2 separate regions of the Homo sapiens genome follow, and region 1 is linked to region 2. Evidence: chromatin contacts called from ENCODE Hi-C data. All regions are on one chromosome and are shown on one strand. The core of a region is the stretch at or near the end of the contact, and the rest is flanking DNA. Distances in the headings are between cores, read along the strand shown. Region 1 holds the start of LSM5 (LSM5 homolog, U6 small nuclear RNA and mRNA degradation associated). Region 2 holds the start of PALS2 (protein associated with LIN7 2, MAGUK p55 family member).

Region 1 (6,715 bases), core at 2,092-4,591, 7.9 Mb after region 2:
CCAAAAACACCTTTATTTTCATCTGCAAAGAAGAAGCTCTTTTCTTCTTTTTCCAGGATAATCATGATTAACTTACAAAAATGGGTACACATCTTCAAAGCACTTCCCTTTAACGGGAAACTTAGCTTTATGGGATTTAAACATTAGAAAGTGGGAAAAAAAATTCCATTTTCTTGTCATTATAAGCCAAAACAAAATCTAGTGTAAGTCAAGGAAACTCATTCACACTTCAGGTCCTTCTCCTCCAGGAACCAGCTGCATAAAGAGGAAAAAGAGTTTATTAATAACACTACCACCATGTCATCTAAAAACCCCTTGCTCTTCATTAAGCCACCTTTGCCTGTCCCCTGCACTCCACGTTCCCATTTTCTCCAGATTGTCAGTATCTATTTACAATTCCCAACGTCATCAATTAATACTTACTATCTCAACAGCGATTAAAAGTTCCAAGCAAACTAACCTTTAGACCCAATGCCTCTTCAATAGCTGAGCTTTAGGACCCTGACCACAGAGAACCCCTTTCCCATCTTATGCACCACTGGGCCATGATCATTTAGTCAAGCAAGCAACATTAAGGTTAGTTCTGTAATCACTGCTCCCCAAAAATGGGCTCCCATCAAAATAAAACAGTTTCAATGTGTCTTACCATTGTTATATTATTTCCATTTAGCAAAATCTGATCTAATTTAGTAATCCTTCTTCCTTCTGGTGTGATTTCACTAAATGAATAGATAAAATACAGTCAGGACAAACAGTGAAAATCAAAGCCAACATTTTGGAAATACTTACCCTCCCTAAAAAGGTTATCCTTGTATACAAATTACACTGAGGTTGAGCAATTATATCCACAATTTTCAGATACAAAGGTTATCCACTAGGTAATGTAACCTTCATTAAAAGCAGCAGAATGAACTCACTGACACTAAGACCCACGTCTATCAGACAGAGCTTCATAAAAAGAAGTGAAAGCTTGCCCAGGAAATCAAATATGAAATGAAATGTTTTTTGGGTTTTTTTTTTTTTAAGAGACAGGGTCTTGCTCTGTTGCCCAGGCTGAGTACAGTGGTACAATCATAGTTCACTGCAGCCTAGAACTCCTGGGCTCAAGGGATCCTCACCCTCCAGAGCAGCTAGGACTACAGCTGCCCCCTACTATAACCAGCTAATTTTTAAATTTTTTATAGAGACAGGGGTCTCCCTTTGTTGCCCAGGCTGGTCTCAAACTCCCAGGCTTAATCCTCCTCCTTTGGCCTTCCAAAGTGCTAGGATTACAGGAATGAGCCACCATGTCCAGCCTAAATGCTCTTACTATCAGTTCCTTTATTTGACCTGAACCCTAAAATTCCTGGCTCTTTTTGTTATCTTCTACCTTAAAACTGTGTCTCCACTAATATTCTAGGCGTTTACTAATAATTACATTAAGGTAATAACACTCTGATCCAATTTTACAAGCAAACAGATAAAACGTCTATCTTTAACGTTATTCCACCAAGAGGTAATGTTTTCTCATAAATAATTTTACTCAAAAGTAGTAAAACTGTCTTTAATTAAGAAGAGATTCCCCCCAATTCTTTAACACTACTCACAACTCAGTGACATCTTCCAGTACCATATCTGAAATTTGGTGTTAAGAAAATAAATACAGAATTTACTCTAGCTTCTGCCTTTGTTCAGCTTTTGTTTTTTGTTTTTGTTTTTGTTTTGAGACAAAGTCTCGCTCTGTCATCCAGGCTTAAGTGCAGTGGTACAATCACACCTCACTGCAGCCTCCACCTTTTAGGCTTAAAGGATCCTCCTGCCTTAGCCCCGGAGATTAGCTGGACCCACAGGTGTACATCACCATGCCCAGCTAATTTTTGTAATTTTTGTGGAGACAGGGTTTCATCATCTTGCCCAGGCTGGTCTCAAACTCCTGGGCTCAAGCGATCCACCCACCTCGCCCTCCCAAAGCGCTGGGATTATAGGCGTGAGCCACTGGGCTCGCCTGTTCAGTTTTAATTACAATGTTTAATACAATGGCTCAAATTCAAAATGCTTGTTGTTGATAGGAACTTTACCGTCTTTCAATACATACCTCTTAAAACATTATCATAAGTTCCCTGAGAATGAACTGATTTTTATTATAATAATCACAAATATACTGATTGTCTATAGTTCTTATGTTATTACTTAAGAAAAACCTATACCACCACCACCTTTTAAAAGGATACTGACAAAGTCATCAAATCCTAGAAGAGTACCAACAATTTCCTTATCACTCTTCATCACGATGTGAATTCTTGATCCTATACATTTGTCCACAAGCTCTGAGGAGGGAAAAAATATTATTTTACCATTCATTATTTCAACAAATATTTGAGTGCCTACTGGCACTCTTACTTGCATATAGTGAAAGAAAAACCAGGAAAAACATTCATTCAATAACTTTAGGTCTTATAATACAAATCTCAGTTCAAGCACAGCATCTGGCACATAATGAGCCTTCCAAAAGAGTCTGTGGCATGAAGGAATGAAAACTTTTCAATCACGGCCACGACCACTAGTTCAATCACTCTTCACCAACTACAAAAATATAAGAGGAGATAGGTATAATTATATTCACCGGAAACTCTCCGGTCACTGCTTCCCTTTCCCAACTCTGTCTATCCTCTGTGCTCTGACGGTAGCTTGAACATCTCTTTAGCTAGCCTAGCATTATGTGGCATGATGTCTACTTGTCCAGTGTTCTCTCCTCCACTGGCTTGTGTGCTATTTGAAGGCAATGGCTATGGTTTATCATTGAAAAATGCCCAGGCACGGTATCTAGTGTATAGATACTCAGTTACTACTTATTGAATGAATAAATAACAAACAGAGCTGGTTTCCAGATTCCTCATTTAAGGCTCATTCCGGACCAGGGTGTTAGTGTCACTAACCAACCACATACATAACATGGTCTATCTAATCTGGGGATCGTAAACGCCAGGCTGAGAAGTAGGCCTACTACCTATAACACTGCAGAGGCGGGCTCACAACAAAGTAGGCCGACGACGCGTTCACTAAATGTGGACCTTTTCCAGTGAAGGTCTGGTTTGAGAAGTCAAAGTCCTTGCCTGGAGGAGCCCGACCACGTTAAAGAGCAGGTGCGGCCTGCTGTCGCGAAGACTTGGAGCTCAGAGTCGAACCGCATTTGGTCTTATACATTTCCCCACACTCGGCCAGGGCCTGCCTCGGAACAGCCCCTCGGCCCCCAATCCTGAATGTCAGCTCCCTGTTCCTGCTCCCCAAAGGACGGCGATTACCTAAGGGCAGCAGCTGCGACGGGTTGGTAGTAGCGTTAGCCGCCATGGCTACGCCGGAAGTGGCCTGCCTTCATTGATGGTGGGACGACTTTGAAAAGCGCGCTTCCGCTTTTTCCGCAGCCCAAACAGGCTCGACCAATCTGAGGCCGAGCGCACGATCTAGTCAGCTGCGTGGGTCGCGTTCACTGGCTTTTTTCCCCGGCAAGTGAGATCCGGTGAAATATTTCCTGCCCACTGGACATTTTACCATCTCGGCAGATACCCATAATGCCCTTGAAGTTTTGGAGAGACGTTGAAGATATTTTGCCTTGTGAATAAATTGTTCCTGTAACGTTTGAGTCTTCTTCCCCCGTAAAGTTGCATTTCCTCTCAAGCCAGAATCTTCAAACCAGTATAAATCAATTCGTATTTCCTGCCATCAATTAACTGTTACAATTTTCGTTACAACTACTCATTAAGGAATCTATTGTTTCTTTTTAAAGTCCAGTGGATTGAAAATCTGCAACTAGCATTTTTTAAAATTTTTCTTTAGTGAGGATTTAAGATATGTTTTTTAAACTTTTTACTACTTTAATTCATCGTTCTTATCTTTTTATGTCTGGTAGTCTTATTTATTATAGGCTTTTAAATTCAGTTTCTTCAACAATTCTTGTCTCACAGGCAACCACCAGATGTCACTCTAAATTATTCCAGAAGTGTAAAATCATGCTTTCCACTTCTGTGTTGAAAACAGCAAAGTATCGGCCCTAGTCTGTTTTATATTTGTATCCTAGGAACTTAAACCTGAACAGTCTAGGTCAGGCGCAGTGGTAACGACTGTAATCCCAGCACTTTGGAAGGCCGAGGCGGGCGGATCACCTGAGGTCAGGAGTTCGAGACCAGCCTGGCCAACATGGGTGAAACCCCGTCTCTACTAAAAATACAAAAATTAGCTGGGCGTGGTGGCGTGCGCCTGTAGTCCCAGCTACTCGGGAGGCAGAGGCAGGAGAACTGCTTGAACCCGAGAGGCAGCGGTTGCAGTGAGCCTAGATCATGCAACTGCACTCCAGCCTGAACAACAAGAGCGAAACTCCATCTCAAAAAAAAAAAAAAAAAAAGCTAAACAATAAACATGAGCGGCCACAAAGAACGTCATTCATTCATACAACAAATGGTCATTAAGCACCCATCATTCCTTCATAGACTGAGTTCCTCAAGGCTGAGAATTATGGGAAGCAGTAGTTTACGTGATTAAATTTCTTCATTTTGAATTAAATGACTTTGGTTCAAATTCCATGGTCAGTTATTTGACAATGGGCAAGTTATTTTAACTTTTTAAGTCTCAATATACCCATTGGAAAAAATGGGGACAACAGTATCTACTCATAAGATTAATGTGAAGATTAATTGAGATAATCTATGAAAAGTGGTCAGCATAGGACCTGGCACATAGCCCTTTTAAACATGAGCTGTTATTACTTATCCTTGTTTTCTAATACATGATGTCTGGCTCAGAGTGAAGCTACATAAAGCTAGCATTGCTAGCTGGTTTTGCATTCATCTTATTTTTATAACCAGACATAAGCCACTTTAAGGAAGCAATTTCTTATTTTATACACTGTGCACACTACATTTTCAGGCACACTGTAGGGCGCCTAATGAATATTCTTTAAATTGATTCTCACTATTTCATTCACACCCATCAACATTCTCCTTACTCTTCATAAGATTTTAAATACGAAGTAATGCCAGATTTGTTTGTGACGCTTCTTTCTTTCTCTTTCTCTTTTTTTCTTTTTGTCCAATCCTCATTTGGTTGAAAACCACCTCTTTTCCTGGTTTTCCTTTTCTATTCCTATTTTATTTTCCCCATACCATACTGACAGTATGGGAGAATTCAAAACATTGTTGTTATTTGATAGAGTTTTTAAAAATTAGAAAAATAGGCTGGGCACAGTGGCTCACGCCTATAATCCCAACACTTTGGGGGCCGAGGTGGGCGGATCACGAGGTCAAGACATGAAGACCATCCTGGCCAACATGGTGAAACCCCATCTCTACTAAGAATACAAAAATTAGCTAGGTGTGGTGGCACACGCCTGTAGTCCCAGGTACTCAGGAGGCTGAGGCAGGAGAATCGCTTGAACCTGGGAGGCAGAGGTTGCAGTGAGCCAATCGTGCCACTGCACTCCAGCCTGGCGACGGAGTGAGACTCCATCTCAAAACAACAACAACAAAAAAAAAACAGAATAAACATTAGCAATTTTGAATGCCACTAATAAAGAATAAAGAAAATCTCTTTAGAATCTGAAAAAAGGAACGATATATAGTTCACTTACATAGTAGAGTTAATGGGGATTTCAGGGAGTGGTATTTTTATTATTTTCTCTCCTGAGGCAAGACACAAAAAGGAAGAACAGGCCAATTCCAAATGGAGAGTTGTTATGAACTTGAAAATATGTCATAGCTCTATGTCTCAAGGATTTTTCTCCCTTTAAGTCTTAAGTAGAAGACGTAAAATAGAATTTATAATTTATCATAAAATACATGTAACTACCAAAGGCTCTTCCATGTATTATATGTTCAGAAAGGCATTTCTAATTTTCTCCCTCGAGTTAAATTAGAAATTTTATTATTTTCCCAATAGACATTTGTCCTTGTGGACAATATCTTGTTAATGAATTTATTCTACATTAATACAACTCATTTAAAACATAATGTAAGATGTGCATGGTGGCAGGCAACTGTAGCCCCAGCTACTTAGGAGGCTGAGGCAGGAGGATCCCTTGAGCCCAAGAGTTTGAGGCCAGCCTGGGCAACATAGCAACACCCCATCATATTTTATTTATTAATTTAGAGACAAGACCTCACTCTGTTACCCAGGCAGGAGTACAGTGGTGTGCTCGCGGACTCAAGCAATCCTCCCATCTCAGCCTCCTGAGAAGCCAGTACCACAGGCGCGTGCTACCAAGTCTGGCTATTTATTTTTTATTATTTTTTGTAGAGATGAGGTCTCATTACATTGCTCAGGTTGGTCTCGAACTCTTGGACTCAAGTGATCTACCCACCCTGGCCTCCCAAAGTGCTGAGATTACAGGTGTGAGCCGCCATGCCCCACCTATATTCTAAATTCTTAAGTGGTCCAGTCTGTGTATTTAGAGATGAAAAAAATCCTGGAAATTCCCTTGTTCACTTTCTGTCTCAATTTTCCCAGTAACTAACTTTTTCTTTCTCTCTCTCTCCCTTTCTTTATTTTTTTGAGATGGAGTCTCATTCTGTCATCTGGGCTGGAGAGCAGTGCAGTGACACCATCTCAGATCACTGCAACCTCCACCTCCCGGGTTAGGGTGATTCTCTTGCCTCAGCCTCCCTAGTAGCTGGGATTACACACACCACCATGCCTGGCTAATTTTTGCATTTTTAGCAGAGATGGGGTTTCACCATGTTGCCCAGGC
Region 2 (6,223 bases), core at 1,668-4,167:
TGTAATCACATTAAAAGTGTATGTTGTTTACATTTGAAGGAGGAAACAAAATTGAGTGATGGATGCTCCTGAATTAAGAATCAAAATTCAAATTTTAAATTGAATTACCGTTGGGAGATACTGGGCTGTGGTAAAATTATGATCCCTTTAGAGTAACCTTGAAGGAAATGAAAAGTCAGACTATTAAGGACACTGAAGAGAAAGATCCACCATCATTCTCAATCATATCATTCCCCTTTCTTGGAATGAAGAATTTGTAACCGGTATGGGAAATGGATGGTGGTGTCTCAGTATGATGACCTCTCAGAAAGCTGAGTTGGGAACCAATGATGGGAGTTCCAATGTTTAACTGAGAACACTTTAAATTTATCCTGGCATGTCCCACCTTTAAAGTTTAGAGGAAGGGCAGAATGTTATAAAATGGGAATATCATTTATAAAAGGAAATAGTGTTTCCTTTTATAACTGTATATGAGTATTTGATACAATACTCATCTGACACTGAGAGAGGAACTTCACCGGCAAGAGCTTTCTGAAGGGGAGCAATCAAAGACAGTTATTGGAGCAAAATCATTTTTCTGACTCTAAGAATGAAGCTGAGTCTTACGGCAGTGATAAGCCTCCATCTGATAGCTGCTGTCATTACTTAGAGCACAGACTTGGAACTGCAAATGAAAGATAATTGTTCCTGTATTCCTGCTCCCAAATGCTGGGTCTCTGGTAGATGCAGAGATAAAGCAGTTGGCCAGGAGTGGTGCCAGCTTTAAGTCAGGTAGGTCTGCATGTAATTTGAGGGGCAGAGCCTACCCCAAACCCTCCCTCCCTAAAACTTCCTCAGTTAACATCATTCTACTTGCAGGGAGCAGGGGTAGAGTAGGTTAGGACATTGTTTCCAGAAGACCCTTGAGGAAATAAAAGTGCACTATTAAGGATCACTAACATATCTGGAAATGACATTCATACCCTACCTCCCACCCCAACCCCAGAGAAGCTCAGGGCAAGTAACTAAGTGGCTGGGTCCAAGGGGATGTGTTAAGGTTAAGAGTCAGAAGGGAAAAGAGTTCACAAGCCTGGGTAGGGTACAGCAGGGAGGACCCATGGGTGTCCTGTGAGAAGCAAGTGGGCCTGGGGCAGCAAGAAGGACCTGAAAGGTCTTGCTGACACCCCGAGAAGACAAACCCCATCCTTCCGCTTTGTCTCTGCCTTGGGCTCCGAGCCCACTCCACTTCATTTCATCCAGCCATCCTGACTACAGGGGGCCCAAAGCTACTCTGTGCCCTGGGCACGTTTGAGTCTCCTTAAATGCTTCCAATTACCTTTGCCTGGGTTTGTGGTTCCAGGAAAGAAGGTTCTAAATTAACACTGTACAAGGCCCCCCTGCATGTTGGTTTGCAAAATTAATGATCCTAATGGAAAAGTAAATTAATCTTTGATGCTTGGTTGAGGATAAACACAAAAATCACTGTTTTGGACACTGGACCTTCTTAATACATCTCATCAATAGTATTTTCTCTCTCCCTTCCATGCCTGCCACATTCACAAAGAGAGGAGACAATACAACTTATAACTTCATCTCTGAATCCAAAGGGCCATGATGCACGCATTTATTCTGCAAACACTTATTAATGGTCTGGTTTGTGCAAGGTGCCCAAGAGAAGCCAGGAAAGGCTGCACAGAGGAGGCCACCTCATAACACTCCTCACACGTAAAGTTTGACTTGCACTTTCTACGTTCATGGTTTGAAAAGATTGCAGTAAGCATTTTGTAAAATGTAAATTACATTCTTCAATTTTAGGAAGAACACAATAGTTTTTCCAAAAGCCGCCTGTCACAGGTCTGAGGGTTCACAGAGCTCTTTTAAGGGGATCGGAAGTTCTCTGGCTGCCTTGCTATGTTTTTCTAGCCAGAAGTCTCTGCTGCAGTGCATTGCTCAGTTCCTTTCAACTGAAAAATTAAATCTGCACTTCTGTCAAAATGTGTCATCTACACATCCGGACACTCATCACAGTTCACCAAGCTCTACGCAGAGTCCAGGCTGAAAGGATGGCATGCCCTCCCCAACCCCACCCTTTTGAGGTCTGGGAAGCCCAGGTGCTGGGGAGGAGCTGAACAACTGTGTCCAGGGAGTGTCTGGCAAAGCCGACCCAGGGAGTTCCACGGGAGCCTCGGTGCTATGAAAAGAGCCAGTGTCCATGCATTTCCTCGGGTGTGAATCACACTGCCCGGTCGGGCCTTTGGGAAAAAATTAATGAAGGACACAGTCAGCGCCGTAGAACCTGCCAAATACACATCAGATCCAGTGGAGTCTGTGAAGGGGGAGGGGGAGATTTTTCCAGAGGCTTTTCTTCTCGTTCCATTTCTCTTTTGTGCCCCACGACTGGGTTCTTGAATGTAAAACTCTCAGAAAGGTCAGGGCGGAGCCTGTTTTATGCCCCGAGGAGTATCTTGCCCACCCGTAAATGCTGACAGACAGCTGCGACTTCGGCCCAGGAGACCCGGCGGGGACTGGGTCCGACCAGCCCTCTCTCGCGGGCGCAGGTCCGGGACCCCTGAAGCGAGCCGGCCGGGCGCAGAGCGCAGTCAGTCTGGGCGCTCAGAAGCTGGGAGGGGGCTCCACCTGGGCGCCCAGCCGCGGCGGGAGGGGCGGGGCCCGGCTTTCCGGAGGCGGTGGCACCTCCTCGCGCCCGAGCGCGCGCTCCCCGACGTCCGGCGCACGCGCGAGGCCGGCTGGGAGCGCGCCCAAGCGGCGGCGGCGGCGGCGGCTGGAGGAGGAGGAGGAGGAGGAGGAGGAGGAGGAGGGCGGCTGAGGCGCGGCTGGCTGCGCGCGCGGAGGCAGCGGCGGGGGCGACCGGAGCTGGGGCAGAGTGGGGAGCGAGGGAGGGGGAGGAGAGAGAGGGAGGCGGAGGGCAGTGAGAGACGCATTTCCAGTTCTCAACTACGAGCCACGAGTTTGCAGATGGGGCTGCTCGGCGGCGCCTGTGGCTGAGGGAGAGCAGCGGCGGCGGGGAGCGACCGGGAGCGGCGGCAGCGGCGGCGCGGAGGCGGCTGAGGTGCGAGCCGGTGAGTTAACTGGACCCCCACGCCGCTCGGGTAACGGTCGCGCCGCGCGCCGGGCCGGCCGGGGGCGCCCTGTTGCTCGGCGCGGCGCGCCACGCGGGGACCCTGGCCCGCCCCGCCCCCCTCGGCACCTGGGCTTCGGCGGGCGCGGGGAAGAGGGACCGGCAGGCGGCGGCGGCGGCGCCGCGGTCGGGGAGGCTGCTGGCCGCCCCCAGCCCGGCCCGCGCGGAAGGGGCGCTCGGCCGGGCTCCTGCCTCTCTGGCTGCGGGCGGCTGGGCGGGCCGGAGCTCGGCAACGTGTCTGGCCCATGCTGCTTGCCGCCGCTCCCCACGCGCTCCCCGGCGCGGCCCCGACTGGGGCTAGGGCCGCAGACGCGCGGGGCCCCTTCGGGCGCGGGGCTTGGGTGCCTACACCTCTGCGGCGGGAGTCGCGGTGGAGCCTGAATGGAGAGCCGGCCTGGGGGCGGCGTTGCTGTGACTGACACCTCCGGGGTCTGTCCCGAGAGGGGGTGATTCCGCCGGCTCCCGGTTCTCTCCCGAGCTCGGAGTTGGTAGGGGAGGAGGCTTTCTCCAACTACCGCCGCTACTTCCGAGGTACGAGACTCCAGTTGTTTGGCCAAAGTGGCTGTGGGCCGAGCACAGGCTGCCGCGGGGGCGTTCGCTGCTGAGATCGTGCTCGCGGATTCTCGGTACGTTTGTCTGAAACCAAATAGGTGCTGGGGCTTTTTTATTTTGGCTGGGTGGAGGGTCAGCAGGGGAGTCGATTGAGGTATCCGACCGTGTGGTGACAGGATGTGGATTGGTTGGTAGATGTTTTTTTGCAGAAGGACTTTTTAACACTTTACTGGGAGTTTATTCTCAATCCTACCAGTTTCTGGGATTGCAGCTCGAGATTACATTTGTTAAACTTCCATCAGTTGGGTGTGCATCTGTGTAGGGGGTGGGGGTGAAGCGAGGGAGAGAATTGAAGACTGCCGGGGAAGCTCAGAAAATTCTCCGCATTACTTATAAACAGCCGGGTAAGGTCAGGCTAGCCACGTTTTATTCTTTCCTACGCCTTTGGAGAGTGTTGGAATTTTACTTTGTGCTTCAAGTATATTACAAGTGGTCTTGTAGTGTAGCTGAGAACGTTTGGGGTGCGTTAAAATGCGTTTCAATTGGAGTATGATTTAGCAGCCATTTCTTCCCGTGAAATTTTGCAAATCATTTGTAAACTTATGTTGGTCGAATATACCAGGCGAAGTAACATTTTTAGTAATGCGGTATATAGTTTCCGTATATAGGTATAGCAACGGACCTCAAGTAATATTGCTTATTGTAGGCATCTACTGTGCAATGATAGGGTAGTGGGTAGTAGGCCTGATTATAGTTATGTCTTCTGAGGCCTTGTTAACAGTAAACAAAGAACTTTTGTGGGTTGTGTCATTTTGAGGTCATTTGTACCTTAAATCTATCATATATTTAAATAGGTGTTTAAATGCGTGTTTGCACGATGTGTTACTCTTTAAGGTCCATGTTTCCTTCATTCTGGACTACGGTTACATAATACACAAATGGTAACACTTTTAATTGCTCAATTTTGTCCTATGGAGACTGCACACCATCTTTATGAAAGAGGTGTGTATGTGTCCTTACTGATGCCACCGAATTCTTGACATCTGGAATGTCAAAATGAATTATTTTGCATTCTAGGTTAAATCAACACTGGAAAAATTAAGGTGTTTAAGCAAGTCTAGTAGCTCTATATAAGACAGAATCTTTTTTTTTCTTTAGGCCAACTGTTGGATTTTTAAAAATGAATCATATTTTTAAACATTTGAGGGAGCAGTTTGCTTCTGAGTCTCATTTTAGGCTGAAATTGTTCCAGAGCACTACATAGCCTGCTTCTCTCTTTCTCTCCCCACTCCCCCTCTTTTTAGCTTGAGATAACCAAGAAGACATAACTGTGACTCTATGTGTTATCTTTTTAAAAAGTTGTTTTAAAATTGAAGTTGCTTGTTTGAATATTTACTATCCCTTTACATGCTTTACTACTTAATAATGGATTAGCAGAATAAAACAGATATTTTAATTAAATGTCTTTCATATTTTTGACATCTGAGCTTTGTAAAAATGGAGTAGCATCATATTATTGCTGAGAGAGTTACAAATAATACAGGATTAGTGCTAGTCAAAGGCTAATTGTAAAAAAACAGCCAGAAAATAAAATTAAAAGAGGTAAGAGGACGCATTTATACTTTTGACATCACTCTAATATAAATTACCTATTGCTAGGTGACTTTTGAAAAAGAGTATCTTGTAAAATTCACATTAGGTATATAATAGTTAATAATTTTTCCTTCCAGAGTGATTCACTTGATGAGTGACTAGATTTTTTTTTTTTAAATCAGAACTCTACTTCAGGTAAGTATAGTTAACCATGTAAGTGATGTGCTGATGTTTATTTCAGGAAGAATGAACACTTACCCATTTGATAAATACTGAACTGTTTGGGAATATGTCAGTTATTCCTTAAAACTTAGGCGGAGAAAAATTATGCTAGTTTTGTTTTAACTGTAGGTTCTTTAGAAAAGTAGTCTTCACATTTATAAATATAAGAGCAGATAAGCACAAGAGATCTCTTTCCTGATATGGTGCTAGTATTGAATTAAAGATTTTATTTTTTTGTTGTAGGGACCAGTTTTGTTTAGTCTTCCTGTTCAGTCTCACAGAAGCTGCAATGATTTTCCTCCTTTTCTGTTACTTGTATCTGACCACTGGGGGGAGACTTTACAATTGGGCTTGACCATATTCCTTCTTTACATACATTGGCTGCTAATCCTGGGCACTTTGTCAAACTGCTGGGTAGTGTGCTGAGGAGGATGCACTCTGAAGCAAGTCTCAATCAAGGTGTTTAATGACTTTTCTTTCTTTAACTCACAGCATGCTTACAAAGTATCATTCTTTATAGACTGTGTTATTAACAGTCTACTGTTAAGTGGTCTAAGTATGCCTCTAACATAATGAAAGATAAGATTCCTGAATACATTATAGCTTTCAAAGATCCGACTTTACTTGCATTAATCTTAGAAGCAGTGTAGGTTTAATTGCTTGCTTAGAGTACACAGATATTAGTTGTCTGGAAGGATCTGGAAAGATCATCACTCTTCTGTGAAGTGTATCTATATC

The links. Hi-C counts contacts between places; a loop is a spot of excess contacts on that map. Pooled maps may share reads with other maps.
Region 1: a loop to region 2 is called in a map of B cell, with 19 times the contacts of the local background. The contact joins the promoter of LSM5 here to the promoter of PALS2 in region 2. A Hi-C loop is called at or near these places in 3 of 168 maps with a recorded cell type or tissue (B cell, CD8-positive, alpha-beta T cell and naive thymus-derived CD4-positive, alpha-beta T cell) and 4 of 50 pooled maps.

What each region holds. Positions count from the first base shown.
Region 1 is chr7:32,487,039-32,493,753 of GRCh38, forward strand. It overlaps LSM5 (LSM5 homolog, U6 small nuclear RNA and mRNA degradation associated), which reads right to left and starts at 3,342. Exons shown (of 5, transcript NM_012322.3): 1 at 3,282-3,342; 2 at 2,211-2,306; 3 at 1,587-1,614; 4 at 647-719; 5 at 1-255. The coding sequence starts at 3,327. The coding sequence ends at 223. RefSeq lists an enhancer at 3,245-3,294.
Region 2 is chr7:24,570,535-24,576,757 of GRCh38, forward strand. It overlaps PALS2 (protein associated with LIN7 2, MAGUK p55 family member), which reads left to right and starts at 2,918. Exons shown (of 12, transcript NM_001303037.2): 1 at 2,918-3,059. RefSeq lists enhancers at 2,067-2,136, 2,157-2,256, 3,122-3,621, 3,567-3,616, 3,667-3,786 and 1 more and a silencer at 2,397-3,466.